2 separate regions of the Homo sapiens genome follow, and region 2 is linked to region 1. Evidence: chromatin contacts called from ENCODE Hi-C or POLR2A ChIA-PET data. All regions are on one chromosome and are shown on one strand. Each heading gives the region's core, a stretch centred on a gene start or an enhancer-like site at or near the end of the contact. The rest is flanking DNA. Distances are from core to core; before and after follow the strand shown. Region 1 holds the start of ERV3-1 (endogenous retrovirus group 3 member 1, envelope). Region 2 holds the start of GUSB (glucuronidase beta).

Region 1 (7,683 bases), core at 5,184-7,683:
ACGCTGTTGCCCAGGGTGGAGTGCAGTGGCTCAATCTCTGCTCACTGCAAGCTCCGCCTCCTGGGTTCACGCCATTCTCCTGCCTCAGCCTCCCAAGTAGCTGGGACTACAGGTGCCCACCACCACGCCTGGCTAATTTTTTGTATTTTTAGTAGAGACGGGGGTGTCATCGTGTTAGCCAGGATGGTCTTGATCTCCTGACCTTGTGATCTGCCCACCTCGGCCTCCCAAAGTGCTGTGATTACAGGCATGAGCCACTGCATCTGGCCAATCACAGCACTTTCATAGGCCAAGGCATGTAGATTGCCTGAGGTCATAAGTTTGAAACCAGCCTGGGCAACGTGGCAAAACCACATCTCTACAAAAAGTACAAAAAGAAAAATTAGCCAGGCATAATGGTATGCACCTGCAGTCCCAGCAACTTGGGGGGCTGAGGTAGAAGGATTGTTTGCACCAGGGAGATTGAGGCTGCAGTGAGCCAAGATCACATCACTGTACTTCAGCCTGGGTGACACAGTGAGACCCTGTCTCCAAAACTGAATAAAATAAAATAAAATATTTAATAAAAACAAAATATGGTACATAAATACAATGAATACCGTGTGGCCATAAAAAAGAAGATTGTGTCCTTTGCAGAAACATGGACAGAGTTGGAGACCATTATCCTTAGAAAACTAATGCAGAAACAGAAGACCAAATGCATGTTCTCATTTCTAAGTAAGAGCTAAATAATAAGAACACATGGACACAAAGAGAGAAACAACGGTCACTGAGGCCTAGTTTAGGGTGGAGGGTGAAAGGACAAAAAGGATCAAAGAATACCTGTTTGGTGCTATGCTTAGTACCTCAGTGACAAAATAATCTGCATGCCAAACCCCCCGTGACACAATTTCACCCACATAACAAATCTGCATGTGTACCCCTGAACCAAAAATAAAAAATTCGTGGGTGGGGGATAGCATAATGTACGTGTAAGGAATGGTTTGTGCTACAGATAGTGGTCCAGGTGGGATTGTCCTCTGATTTATTTCTGTGTCCATGCAGGCAGATGAGATTATGAACAGGTGGTCCAGAATCCTAGATTGGTGGAGAGAACAGGTTGCTGCTGCAGATTCAGTGTCTGGGAATAGGAATATGTCAGGAGACTCGTAGACACTTTTGTGGGTTTTTGGCAAGAAACACCAGGATGAAAAATGCTGTGGTGAAATTCCTAAGGTGGTGCCTAGTCCTGGGAGGTGTGAACACATCAATGTCTAGTGGGTATGTTTGTGAGTGGGTGGAAATCCTGAGGTGGCAGTGGTGGGAAAAGGAGGTCTGCTATAAGAGCTCCTTTCCTCTAAGTTTTCAGTCCTCTCTCACAGTGGGAGTGGGAGGAGACCTCAAATCCCAGGACAATGGGCAGTGTGACAGCCTGTGTACAGGAGAGCAGAGTCTCTCATTCCCAGACACCCAGAGTTCCATTCCAGGCCAGGCCTCTGAGATGTCTTTCTTCTGGCACCAAAACTGTAATGTTTGCTGAACACCAAGCAATTCTTCAAAACCAACACATTGTCTAAAATTTGAATTATGACCCCACTTAAGAGTCAGCACAGACCCTGATCCAGGGCTCAATCTCACAACACTGTCTTCACTGCAGACACCAGTCACAAACCCTATAGGTCCATCTATGCTTTTGAGCTACTGTTTAAAAATTCAGGACTCCCATAAATCTCTCAAGTTCAATAATTTTATAGAGCTGCTCACAGAACTCAGCAAAATACTGTAGTTATGTTTACCCATTTATTATACAAAATACAACCCAGAAAACTCAAGTGGAAAAAATGTATAGGACAAAGAAAAGACGTGGGGAAAGATGAAGCACATAGATAATCCTGGTAAATAGCGTTAATAAAATTCTCTATCCTTTGTGTTCTCCAGGAACAGTTTATGGAAAGAAACATCCTTTCATTATGACTTAGATGGTGCTCTCTTGTCTGACTTATCACATAACCAGACACTGACTCTGCACATTTTCTTCTTTTTTGTATTAAAAAATTAGCTAAATTTGTCTTCAGTGGTCAAAATAAAATGCTTTTTTGTTTGTTTTTTGAGATGGAGTCTCACTCTGTCGCCCAGACTAGAGTGTAGTGGCACGATCTTGGGTCACTGAAACCTCTGCCTCCAAGGTTCAAGCAATTCTCCTGCCTCAACCTCCAGAGTAGGTGGGATAACAGGCACATGCAACCATGCCTGGCTAATTTTTATATTTTTTTTTAGTAGAGATGGGGTTTCGTCATGTTGGCCAGGCTGGTCTCGAACTCCCGACCTCAAGTGATCCCCCGGCCTTGGCCTCCCAAAGTGCTGGGATTACAGGCATGAGCCATTGTGCCCAGCCTAAAATACTTCTTAATCAAACTTTACTTAAGTTTATCTCCTTTCCACAGGCTCCTGAACTTTGAGCTACTCTCAGTCTGAGCCAACATACAGCCCCATTTTATGTTCCTCCTAAAAACTTGCTGACTTCATGGTAAAACAATTTCTGATCTAAAATCTGATTTTTTTTCATCCTCCATTTGCTATTCCCCTCTGACCTTCTAATCTTTTTTGCTCCTCCCTAAGAAAGAAAGCCTTTATCTGTTTAAACTTTGCAATCCTTAAAGCTCTTATAGTTGGTACTTCGTTCTGTTGCAACACTCTTTTAGAATTCAATTTTTTTACATAAACCTAATTTAGCTCATTTTACAAAGTCTAGAAACTGCCTCAAAACAGTAACAATTTCATCTGCAGTAAGACCCTCCCAGTCCCATTCCATCTTAATGTTAACTGCATCTGTCTGTGGGTCCCCAGCTTTCCAGGGCTCTGTCACTTTTTTCAGTATAAAGGCTTCTTCCATGGCTAGAGTGAGCAGGCTGGGACATCTGCAGGGAAGGTTTCCTAGAAAGAATGAACTGAGCCTTTAATACCCTCCCTCCCTGGCTGGGTGCAGTGGCTCACACCTGTAACCCCAACATTTTGGGAGACCAAGGATCACCTGAGGTCAGGAGTTTGAGACCAGACTGGATAACATGGTGAAACCTCGTCTCTACTAAAAATACAAAAATTAGCTGGGTGTGGTGGCACCTGCCTGTAATCCCAGCTACCTGGGAGGCTGAGGCAAGAGATTTGCTGGAACCAGGAGGCAGAGGCTGCAGTGATCCAAGATCTCACCACTGCACTCCAGCCTGGGCAACAGAGCAAGGCTCTGTCAAGAAAAAAGAAAAAGAAAGAAAGAACCTCCCCGCTTTTTGCAGGCTCAATATTAGCATTAGCTTGGGGTCACTGGGCACAAGCTTTAATTTCCATGTCAGAGTTATTCACTTGGTTTTTGAAACTGAAAAATTCAGAAAAATTACTCAAACACATTGTTTATATAAGGGAAGGAAATTTTACGGTACTTACATTTCATACCTCAATAAGAAATACAAAAGCATTTATTCCTTTAAGACAATATGTTATTATTTCCATTAAAAATCATGTAGTAAACAATTAGTCATATGGGAGCACTTCTAGGAGATACCAAGTTTCCTCTCATAAAATTTAGCATTAACATCACATATCAAGATGATAGAGTACAGAACAGAGGTATTCCCTGTAACAAATGTACCCTGCAAAAAGAGGAACTGATGTTTTCATGAATGTAACTCACCAATTATCTACCACATTTTCTTATGGAAATGTATTCATTTTCTACAGCCAAAATGGAAGAGAGATTTTCCCTATTTTTTTCCTTTGTAGCACTCTAAAAACTAAGCCTTGGAATTCTGTTGGATGTCACCAAGTCATTAAAAAAACACACCTGGCTGGGCGCGGTGGCTCACGCCTGTAATCCCAGCACTTTGGGAGGCAAAGGCGGGCAGATCGGGCAGGTCACCTGAGGCAGGGAGTTCAAGACCAGCCTGACCAACATGGAAAAACGCTATCTCCACTAAAAATACAAAAAATTAGCTGGTGCATGGTGGCACATGCCAGTAATCCCAGCTACTTGGGAGGCTGAGGTAGGAGAATCACTTGAACCCAGAGGCAGAGGTTTCAGTGAGCTGATACTGAGCCATTGCACTCCAGCCTGGGCAACAAGAGCAAAACTCCGTCTCAAAACAAAACAAAACAAAAACAAAAACACACACCTGAGAAAATTTCTAAACTCGGTCTGGGAAAGAAAAAGGTAAATGAGTTTTGTTTTTGTTTTTGAGACAGAGTCTTCCTTAAATGAGTATTCTTAAGAATGGAATATAGGATTAGATATTTATTTTCTTCTGAGCCCCACCTCTTTTATGCCCTTTGTAAATATTTTCTTACCTTTTAAGCCCTACTAATAAAATGCAAGTTACAGTTAAAAAACTGTAGTCAAAATAAGTGAACAAACCTTTTCAAGGTGACAAACCCAGGGAGCTACGGTGCTCATTAAAAAACAGATGTGTTTGACTCATATGTCAAGTCAGGCCACCCAATCCCTTGAGAGATTCTCCCACCCCCATCCTGCTCACTTAAGTGCTCAGTGACCACCCTCTCCAGAGACACTGTACTAGGCCCCATTGAGTGCCCCAAGGTGCATTTCACTTTGCAAGTTGCTGCACCATCTCACTGGGGCCAGGTTTGATTTTTTTTTTTTTTTTTTTTTTGTCTTTTGGGATACTATTTTCTCTTTCATAATTCTTGGAGAATCCAGGTGGCAGTAATTATTTGTTTTTCCCTCATTACCACCATCTGATTGGCTGACCAGCAATGTGTCTTCGAGAAATGGAACCCGGGTTGCTTGAAGACAATCTTAACTTCTCTAAGGGTTTGCTTTTCAAAGGAAGAGTACCCCAGGAGACTCCTCTCAGCCTCAGGGCATCCACCTGCTCCCTTGAGAGGCTACACTCCAACTTCAGGCTGTCCTGTCTCCCATTCCCAGATATGCGAAGTTTCATTCCAGGCCAGGAGCTGAAATTTACTAGACATTGTAGCATACACAGCCACAGTGGATATCTTGATTTATCCCCAGACAGTACTGAAACCCAGAACCAGGGAAAAAACTGAAGGGTGGCTGAGGACACATTACCTTATAAAGTTTCCAAAGGGAAACCCTGACCCAAAAATATTCTGATAAGGTTTCTGTGGCTAGAGGCAATAAAAGGAAAGGAGGCACAGAACATTTTTTACAATACAGTGTCAGGGGATTATTCTTTGCTTTCTTCTCTTGGGAAATCTTTACAAACAGAAAACAAATCTTTTTTAAAATGCCAGCCAATGCTTTGTCAAAAAATGATTAATTAAAATATGGTACCTAAAATGTACACTAAAGTGTACATTAAAGGACAAATAGTTGATAATGTGAATTAGGGAGGGGAAATTGGCATTTGGGAATGTCAGAAGGAACTGGAAATTTAGTATTTTACTGCAAGCCAGAGTTAGGCTGGAGGAATGGGAAATGGGGAGAAGTCTTGAGACCCTGCTTGAGACAGAAGTGAAAAATGCAGAGGAAAATCAGTGCCCTGTGGAGTGTGAAAATAATTAAGTGGCAGGCAATTAGACTGAGGTGGCTCCAGTCCTAGGGTTGCTACTTGCAAAAAAATCTAACTCGAATGATTTTTTTCTAAAGTATTACATTGGGGGAAAATAAAATTCAGGCTTAACCAACTATAAACTGCCAATTAACCTCTCATTACATGACCAGGGAATTTCCACCTTGATCGTACAAATTAAGAAACTACATAACTTTACCTAACCAATTATTGAATTTGCTTTCCTTTATCATGCACTTTATAAAAGTGTTTTCTTCAAGCCCCTTCCATAAACCACAAACTACAAAACATAGCTTGGTGCTCTACAATTCTTGAATTACTCTTTAATTAAATTCTTTAATATTTCTGCGGAGACTTCCACAAATTTTTAATAGAAAAAAAGGGGGACTGGGAACCCCGCAGACCAAAGCTCTTCCCATTCATGAACTCTGCATCCTGAGTCAGTATTCTCCCCTGACGACCGTCCAGTGGTCCCTGCACAATCGGGGAGAGCTGCGGCAGTGGGGGCAGAGCTGCCCACAGAGGACTCCAGAACAAGGCACAGTCACTGCGCAGGGAGGAGACAGGATGCCCGGGGTCCGAGCTGTCAGCCCGGCCGCCATCCTATGGCTGAAGGGGACTGAGGGCCGAGCTGCGCCAAGGAGAACTCGGGGCCGCGGATTTTGGAGCCAGCTGCGGGGAGGCCAGAGTCCCGCCACAGCCACTTCCCACCAGTTCCAACCAGCCCCGCCCCCTCTCTCGGGATGTCGGACCCGGCACTCTCACCATTTCTAGGCTTCCAGTGGGTCCTGGCGTCTTAGCTGTGGATCTCCCAATACCTGCAGGTAACGAGGCCACAGAAGCTGGGCCTCTAGGAGCAGAAGACACAGAGCAGTGAAGACTACACCAGAAGCTCCGGCTGCCGCCAGAGACAAAGGCCCCACCAAACCCGGAAGCCGTCCTGTCTGCTCCAGCTGAGTGCCTGATTGGACGGGTCCCAGCCCAGCGTCCCTGATTGGATAATGTTTAGGGCCCCACCCTCTCAGGCCTTGATTGACAGAAGACGTGCTCAGATGCTGGGCTGAATGTAGAGTGAACCCTAAGCCTTTTCAGGCAGAGCTTCCTCCCTGAGCTGACCCAGGCCCTCCCCAGACGGCATTTGCCTTGTAAGGCAACCGTCTGAAATAAAATGTGAGCCATGTGTGAATTCTAAATTTTCTAGTAGTTAAGAAGAAAGAAGAAACAGGTGAAATTCATTCTAACCATTTAATAACCCAATATATCCAAAATATTATTTTAGTATAGGAGCAATATGTAATTATTAATGTAGTGTATATATTCTTGGAACTAAATCTTTAAATCTAACCCTGTATTTTACCTTTCTAGCACATCGCAGTTCAGACCAGCCATATTCCAGCTATCCTGTAGCCACACATGGCCAATAGCCACCACATTGAAGTGCAGCTCTGATTTCATACTTCCTCTCTCTCTCTCCTCAAACCTCCTGTGCTTCCTTCCCTCCCTCCCTTCTGCTAAGCTGATGCTCACTTCTCCAACGTTACTAGAAGCCCTCAGAGTGAATGTTCTTATCTTCCCACCATCCACCGACTGTGTCTCTGTTCCTTCCACTGTCACTGTGTAATAATTGCCCTTCTGCGGCTGGGCATGGTGGCTCATGCCTGTAATCCCAGCACTTTGGGAGGCTGAGGTGGGAGGACTGCTTGAAGCCAGGAGCTTGAGACCAGCCTGGGCAACATAGTGAGACTCCATCTCTACAAAAAAGTTTAAAAATTAGCCATGGGCTGGGTACGGTGGCTCACGCCTGTAATCTCAGCACTTTGGGAGGCTGAGGTGGGCGGATCACCTGAGGTCAGGAGTTCAAGACCAGCCTGGCCAACATGGTGAAACCCTGTCTCTATAAAAATACAAAAATTAGCTGGGCCTGGTGGCGTGCACCTGTAATTCCAGCTACTTGGGAGGCTGAGGCAGGAGGGTCACTTGAACCCAGGAGGTGGAGGTTGCAGTGAGCCAAGAACGCACCATTGCACTCCAGCCTGGGTGACAGAGCGAGACTGTGTCTCAAAAATAAAAATAAAAGTTAGCAAGGCGTGTTGGTGTGCACCTGTGGTCCCAGCTACTCAGGAGGCTGAGCTGGGAGGATAACTTGAGCTCACGAGTTCAA
Region 2 (7,683 bases), core at 282-2,781, 980 kb after region 1:
GAAGGTTCAGACCTGTGACTAAGAGGCAGATGGCCACTGCCTGTCACAGGGAGGAAGGCTGGTTGGAGGAATGGGGGGAGCTTTGCTTAGGACACTGTGAGTGGGGTGCACACTGGCACCCAGCCCCCTCCTCTTTCCCTCCTGTACTGAATGCTGCAAAGTCAGAATAAGAGGATGTAGACCAGGCAAAAGCCGCCCAGACCTCACCCAGTTCCACTTCTCTGCAGATCACATCCAAGTCAGGAGGGGAACAGGGGTGGCGTCCTGGGCCTGATGTCATGTCCTGTCCTCTATGTGAACCTTGAAAACCAAGGGACTTCCTGCCTCGGCAGAGCTGACCTCAGGACATCTAAACTGTCACCTTCTCCCGATCCCCGGGCCCAGCTCTGTGCAGTGCATGCCGCTGTGGCCAGAGTGTGTGGGTGGCTCATGCCAGTAATCAGCGCTTTGGGAGGTCAACGTGGGAGGATGGCTTGAGGCCAGGAGTTCGAGACCACCCTGGGTAAATAGTGACACCCTGTATCTTTTTTTTTTTTTTAAGTTTTTTTGCCTTTTTTTTTTTTTTGGAGACGTAGTCTCACTATGTCGCCCAAGTTGGAGTGCAGTGGCATCCTGATCTCAGCTCACTGCAACCTCTACTCCCGGGTTCAAGCAATTCTCCTGACTCAGCCTCCCAAGTAGCTGGGATTACAGGCATGAACCACCACACTTGGCTAATTTTTATATTTTTAGTAGAGATGAGGTTTCACCCTGTTATGTTGGCCAGCCTGGTCTCAAACTCCTGGCCTCAGGCGATTCGCCCGCCTCCACCTCCCAAAGTGCTGGGATTACAGGTGTGAGCCACCGAGCCCAGATAATTTTTTTTTTTTCAATTAGCCAGGCGTGTTGGCACCCCCTAAATTGCAAGGCTGGGGCGGGAGAATCGCTTGAGCTCAGAAGTTAGGCTGGCGCCACTCCGCCCCAGCCTGGGAAACAGGTGCAAACCCAGTCTCAAAAAAATTTTTAAAAATTAAAAATAAATATTGAAAGGAAGGATACTGCACAGACTCAGCCTTTACCTCGGGAAAGGGCTCGGCAAGAGCCTTTTCTCCTCCTGCCTAATCCGCCCCGGCCCTCCAGGGTGCTCCTGTTCCCCCGTCCCCCAAGCCGGCGCCCCCAAGCCCGTTGACCTTTAACCTCCTGCGGGCCCCAGCTCGGAGACGCCCAGGGGAAGAAGTCTGCGGGGGGCCCGGGCTCCCCTACTCCCACCGCCGGGCTTTCGGGCGCCTCCCGGCCCTGCCCCGAGATCGCACCTCCCACAGCGGCCGCCGGTACCACTGCTCCTCGAAGCCCCGGCGTCGGTTGTCAGAGAAGTCGGCGCGGAAGCTCCAGAGGCCGTCCAGCTCCTTGCACTCCCGCGACGGGCTCTCCTGGGGGTACAGCATCCCGCCCTGCAGCCCCAGCGCGCAGCCCCACAACAACGGCCCGAGCGCCGCCCAGGCAACCGCCGACCCCCGGGCCATGCTTCCCGGTCCCCCGCTCGGCCACCGTCTGCGGCGCTAAGAAAAGCGCGGGAGGTGCCCGTAGGGCGGGTCGCGTGACGCGCCGGTGTCGTGATGCGCCTGAAGCCATCCGCGCCATCTTGGTTGAGGACGAGTGCCAGGCCTGGAGGGGCGGGGCCGGGCGCTGCCCGGTAGGGCTTGTGGCTGGAACCCCAGGCTAGGCCTTTGGGGAAACGGGACCCTCACCCTCAGCCCCAGCCGATAAGGGCGAGGTCTGCTCCCCACCCCGACCCAGGCTGGACGATCCAGGGCCGCAGGCCAGAACAGAACCCCTGAGATCGGTGGGATCCCCCTGTTTCTTCAAGGAGCACCTCCACTTGCTTTTCCCAGCAGGAATTCAAGGAGGCCCCAGCGGCGCCTCTTCCATGCCTGTCTGATGCAGCCTCTTGCAGGGATGCACGTCCTTGGGATGCGGCCATAGCCTTGACCCTGGGCTTCTGGAGCCCTGACCTTAACCCAGGGGCCAAGAGCTCCCTCTTGGTGTTGCAGGCACATAAAGATGCAGGGAGAGAGGCCAGGTGCACTTTGGGAACCCGAGGGGGGCAGATCACTTGAGGCCAGGAGTTCGAGACCAGCCTGGCCAACGATAGTGAAACCCCGTCCCTATTTTGTAAACATACAAAAAAAAAAAAAAGAATTAGCGGGGCGTGATGGTGCGTGCCTGTAATCCCAGCTACTCAGGAAGCTGAGGTAGGAGAATCGCTTGAACCCGGGAGGCAAAGGCTGCAGTAAGCCGAGATCGCACCACTGCACTCCAGCCTGGGCAACAGAGCGAGACTCTGTCTCAAAAAAAAAAAAAAAATTGCAGGGAAAGGGTGCCCTGCGGGACCCCAGTTTACTCCAGTAGGGAAGGCACCGTGTGGGAGAGGTAGAGGAGGAGATCTGGAGACAGCAAAGGAGACATAGATTTATGGAGGGGACTTTCATACAGGGACGGTGCAGTGGCCATTGCTGGACATGAGAACCACTACCATTTGTAAAAAGCATGCAGCTTACATAACATTTTCAACTAGCATCCTCGACCTGTTACTGGTGGAGTTCCGGGTGGTGAATCCCTACACATCAGCAACAACCTCAATTCTTGCCTCCTCAGAAGAAAGAATTGCACTGAGGGGCATAAGGCAGAAAGCCAGAGGGAGGTAAGCTGCAGAGCAGTAGTAAAAGCTTGTTAAAAAGCAGGCCAGTGCTGAGCGTAGTGGCTCACACCTGTAATCCCAGCACTTTGGGAGGCGGAGGTGGGGGGATCACGAGGTCAGGGGTTTGAGACCAGCCTGGCCAATATGATGAAACCCCATCTCTACTAAAAAATTAGCTGGGCATGGTGGCATGCGCCCGTAGTCCCAGCTACTCGGGAGGCTGAGGCAGGAGAATCGATTGAACGCGGGAGGCAGAGGTTGCAGTCAGCCGAGATCGCACCACAGCACTACAGCCTGGCGAGAGAGCAAGACTCAGTCTAAAAAAAAAAGCAGGCCAGGCACAGAGGTTCAGGCCTGTAACTCCAAACTCCAGCACTTTGGGAGGCCAAGGCGGGAGGATCACTTGATATCAGGAGTTTGAGACCAACCTGGCCAACGTGGAGAAACCCCATCTCTACTAAAAATACAAAAATTAGCCAGGCGTGGTGGCAGGCACCTGTAATCCCTACTATTTGGGAGGCTGAGGCAGGAGAAATGCTTTAACCCAGGAGGCAGAGGTTGCAGTGAGCTGAGATCACGCCACCGCACTCCAGCCTGGGCTACAGAGTGAGATGCCATTTCAGGAAAAAAAAAAATATTAAAAAACTTTAGAACAGGAAGGAAAGAAGGAAAGTACAACTTGGAAGAGGGCCAAGTGGGTGATCTAAGAAACCAAGTGCCTTGGCCAGGTGCGGTGGCTCACGCCTGTCATCCCAGCACTTTGGGAGGCTGAAGCAGGCAGATCACCTGAGGTTGGGAGTTCGAGACCAGCCTGACCAATATGGAGAAACCGCATCTCCATATTTAGCTGGGCATGGTGGCACATGTCTGTAATCCCAGCTACTCGGGAAGGCTGAGGTGAGAGAATCGCCTGAACCAGAGATTGCAGTGAGCCGAGATCACGCCATTGTACTCCAGCCTGGGCAACAAGAGTGAAACTCCTACAAAAAAAAAGAAAAAGGAAAACAAGTGCCCAGCTTGACCTCTTGACTCAGGGTTTCATAGATTGGCATCCTTCCAGGATCTTGCCACTCCTGATTCCTTAGCTGGGGCTCTGAACATACATTCTTAGACCATAAAGTCATTCGCAGGGTGCACAACAGTTACGGATGTCAGGTGCCTCTGCCATACAGAGGGAGCCCTCATGTCCTAGGAAGCTGGCCTGGACACAATTGTTTGTATGATTACTCCCCCACCCCCTTTTTTCATGCTCACCAAATCCACCTTCTGAAAATGGACCTCAATACTGGAAATGGAGTCCCCAGCATAGTGAAAATAAGTACATTCTGGGAACTGACAAGGCCTAAAGGCTCTCTCCCAAATGTTTACATTGTTTTTTTATTTTCATATTTTCTTTTTTTAAATTTTACTTTTATATTTCATTAGTGAAATCTTGACATGCTTAAATTAGAATACAGTTCACTGTTTATGAGGCAGCTTTAGGCCAAATTTAACAAAAGTAAGAAAAAGTAGGATGCAGACGTTTATACAGTATGTAAAAATCAGTAATTCAGGCCAGGGGCAGTGGCTCACGCCTATAATCCCAGCACTTTGGGAGGCTGAGGCGGGCAGATCACCTGAGGTCAGGAGTTCAAGACCAGTCTGGCCAACAAGGTAAAACACCATCTCTACTAAAAATACAAAATTTAGCCAGGCATGGTGGCAGGTGCCTGTAATCCCAGCTACTAGAGAAGTTGAAGCAGGAGAATCACTTGAACCCGGGAGGTGGAGGTCACAGTGAGCCAAGATCACACCACTGCACTCCAGCCTGGGGGAACAGAGCAAGACTCTGTCTCAAAAAATTAAAAAAAGAAAAGAAAAGAAAAAAGAGTGAGAATCACTAATTGCCACGAGAATGGCACCATGCCATTCATGAGGGACCTGCCCCTATGACCTAAACACCTCCCACAAGGCCCCACTTCCAACATTGAGAATCAAATTTCTTTTTCTTTTTCTTTTTCTTTTTTTTTTTTTGAGACAGAGTTTCGCTCTTGTTGCCCCAACTGGAGTGCAATGGTGCCATCTTGGCTCATCACAACCTTCGCGTCCCAGTTTCAAGCAATTCTCCTGCCTCAGCCTCCCGAGTAGCTGGGATTACAGGCATGCATGCCCGGCTAATTTTGTATTTTTAGTAGAAATGGGGTTTGTTCATGTTGAGGCTGGTCTCAAACTCCTGACCTCAGGTGATTCGCCTGCCTTGGCCTCCCAAAGTGCTGGGATTACAGGCGTGAGCCACTGGGCCCAGTGGGGAATCAAATTTCAACACAACACTTGGTGGGGCCAAACAAACCATAACCAAACCACAGGATAGGTACTATTATTACTACCATTTCTCAAATGTGGAAACTGAGACACATGAAGGTTCAGTAACTTTTCTAACACCACAGAGCTAGTAAGATGCAGAACTGGGAATCTGACCTAATCAATCTGTTTCCAAGTGTTTATGCTGTCACTCTGAATCACTCTGCCATACCACCTGGCAAAGGCTTTTTTTTCTTGAGAAAGTGTCTTGCACCCAGGCTGCATCACAGTTTACTGTAGCCTCGACCACCTGGGCTCAGGTGATCCTCCTGCCTTAGCCTCCCAAGTAGCTGGGACTACAGACACATGCCATCACACCCAGCTAATTTTTAAAAAAATTTTTATTTATGTATTTTTTTTTTGAGACGGAGTCTCACTCTGTCGCCCAGGCTGGAGTACATTGGAACAATCTCAGCTCACTGCAACCTCCGCCTCCCAGGTTCAAGCGATTCTCCTTCCTCAGCTTCCTGAATAGCTGGAATTACAGGTGCATCACCATGCCTGGCTAATTTTTGTATTTTTAGTAGAGACGGGGTTTCACTATGTTGGCCAGGCTGGTCTTGAACTCCTGACCTCAGGTGATCTGCCTGCCTCGGCCTCCCAAAGTGCTGGGATTACAGGTGTAAGCCTTCATGCCTGACCCTATGTCCAGCTAATTTTTACAACATTTTGTTGGCCAGGTGTGGTGGCTCACACCTGTAATCCTACCACTTTGGGAGGCCAAGGCAGGTGGATCACCTAAGGTCAGGAGTTCAAGACCAGCCTGGCCAACATGGCAAAAGCCCATCTCCACTAAAAATACAAAAATTAGCCGAGTGTGGTGGTGCACACCTGTAATCCCAGCTAATGGGGAGGCTGAGGAAGGAGAATTGCTTGAACCTGGGAGCTGGAGGTTGCAGTGAGCTGAGATCACAGCACTGCACTCCGGCCTGCGAGAAGGGAGCAAGACTCCATCTCAAAAAAAAAACAAAACATTTTTTAGTCTGGGCATGGTGGCTCATGCCTGTAATCCCAGCATTTTGGGAGGCTGAGGCAGGTGGATCACCTGAGGTTGGGAGTTTGAGACCAGCCTGACCAACATGGAGAAACCCTCATTTCTACTGAAAATGCAAAATTAGCCAGACATGGTGGTGCATGCCTGTAAACCCAGCTACTCGGGAGGCTGAGGCCGGAGAACCACTTGAACCAAGGAGGCGGAAGTTGGAGTGAGCCAAGATCTCACCATTGCACTCCAGCCTGGGCAACAAGAATGAAAGTCTGTCTCAAAAAAAAAAAAAGTTTGTATTCAGGGTTTCACTATGTTGCCTAGGCTGGCCTTGAACTGCTGGCCTCAAGCAATCCTCCCAGCTCAGGCTCCCAAAGTGTTGAGATTACAGGCATGTTACCCAGGATAATCTCGATCTCCTGACCTCATGATCCGCCTGCCTTGGCCTCCCAAAGTGCTGAGATTACAGGAGTGAGCCACCATGCCTGGCCTGATCTGTTTCTTTTTCAGAGACACAGATACTATCCAACATTTTTCTTTTTTCTTTCTTTCTTTCTTTCTTTCTTTCTTTTTTTTTTTTTTTTTTTTTTTTTTTTTGAGACAGAGTCTCACGCTGTTGCCCAGGCTGGAGTGCAGTGGTACAATCTCAGCTCACTGCAACCTCCACCTCCCAGGTTCAAGCAATTCTCCTGCCGCAGCCTAATAAGAAGCTGGGATTACAGGTGCTCACCACCACAACTGGATAATTTTTGTATTTTCAGTAGAGACGGGGTTTCACCATGTTGGCCAGGCTGGTCTCAAACTCCTGACCTCAGGTGATCCTCCAGCCTTGGCCTCCCAAAGTGCTGAGGTTACAGGCATGAGCTGCCATACCTGGCCAGCCATTCAACATTTTTCTGATATCTTTGTTTTAGCTGTTGTGTTTTGCTGAATTAAAGCATCTGAATTTGGTAAGCATTTGTAAATCAAAGAAAATTACTGAAGCGTGTCTCAGTCATTTTTAGAGGTCATTTTGTGAAAGTTGAGGATGCAGTGGGAGGAAAAAAGAAATAAAAACCACAGGAAATATTTGTGATGCATGCTTTTTTTTTCCAAAGACGGTCTGGGGACTTCAATATTTAAAGGGAAAAAGAGGCCGGGCTGGGTGGCTCATGCCTGTAATTCCAGCACTTTGGGAGGCCTAGGCAGGCGGATCACCTGAGGTCAGGAGTTTGATATCAGCCTTGCCAACATGGTGAAACCCCGTCTCTACCAAAAATACAAAAATTAGCTGGGTGTGGTGGCACATGCCTGTAATCCCAGCTACTCGGGAGGCTGAGGCAGGAGAATTGCTTTAACCCAGGAGGCAGAGGTTGCAGTGAGCCGAGATCACACCACTGCACTGCAGCTTGGGCAACAGAGCAAGACTCGGTCTTAAATAAATAAATAAATAAAGGGAAAGAAAGTGAGTAGTAGGGGAAGGCAAAATAAAAAAACAAGTGGGGAGGGAGAACAAATTGAAGCGCCAAGTGATCGTGTTCCTTTGAGTCTTTGATCAGCGTTTACAGAATCTACATTTTACATGTGGAAAGAAAAGGGTGGAGAAATAGTCAATTATGCATTTATCTTGAGCTCAGTGAATATGCATTTTTTTCATGAGATAAATAAACATAGAGTACAGGAAGCAGTCAGATATGCTTTT

The links. A loop is a pair of places that touch in the nucleus more often than their neighbours do. ChIA-PET counts read pairs that join two places held with the same protein, here RNA polymerase II (POLR2A). Pooled maps may share reads with other maps.
Region 2: a map of CD8-positive, alpha-beta T cell shows a loop between it and region 1 (11-fold over the local background). The contact joins the promoter of GUSB here to the promoter of ERV3-1 in region 1. A Hi-C loop is called at or near these places in 1 of 168 maps with a recorded cell type or tissue (CD8-positive, alpha-beta T cell) and 9 of 50 pooled maps. POLR2A ChIA-PET finds 5 or more read pairs at or near these places in 1 of 52 experiments (activated CD4-positive, alpha-beta T cell).

The regions. Positions count from the first base shown.
Region 1 is chr7:65,000,254-65,007,936 of GRCh38, forward strand. It overlaps ERV3-1 (endogenous retrovirus group 3 member 1, envelope), which reads right to left and starts at 6,434. Exons shown (of 2, transcript NM_001007253.4): 1 at 6,288-6,434. ERV3-1-ZNF117 (ERV3-1-ZNF117 readthrough) reads right to left here and starts at 6,493. Exons shown (of 4, transcript NM_001348050.2): 1 at 6,288-6,493. RefSeq lists an enhancer at 6,365-6,424 and a silencer at 6,525-6,694.
Region 2 is chr7:65,980,682-65,988,364 of GRCh38, forward strand. GUSB (glucuronidase beta) reads right to left here and starts at 1,532. Exons shown (of 12, transcript NM_000181.4): 1 at 1,293-1,532. The coding sequence starts at 1,502. RefSeq lists enhancers at 1-121, 1,578-1,707.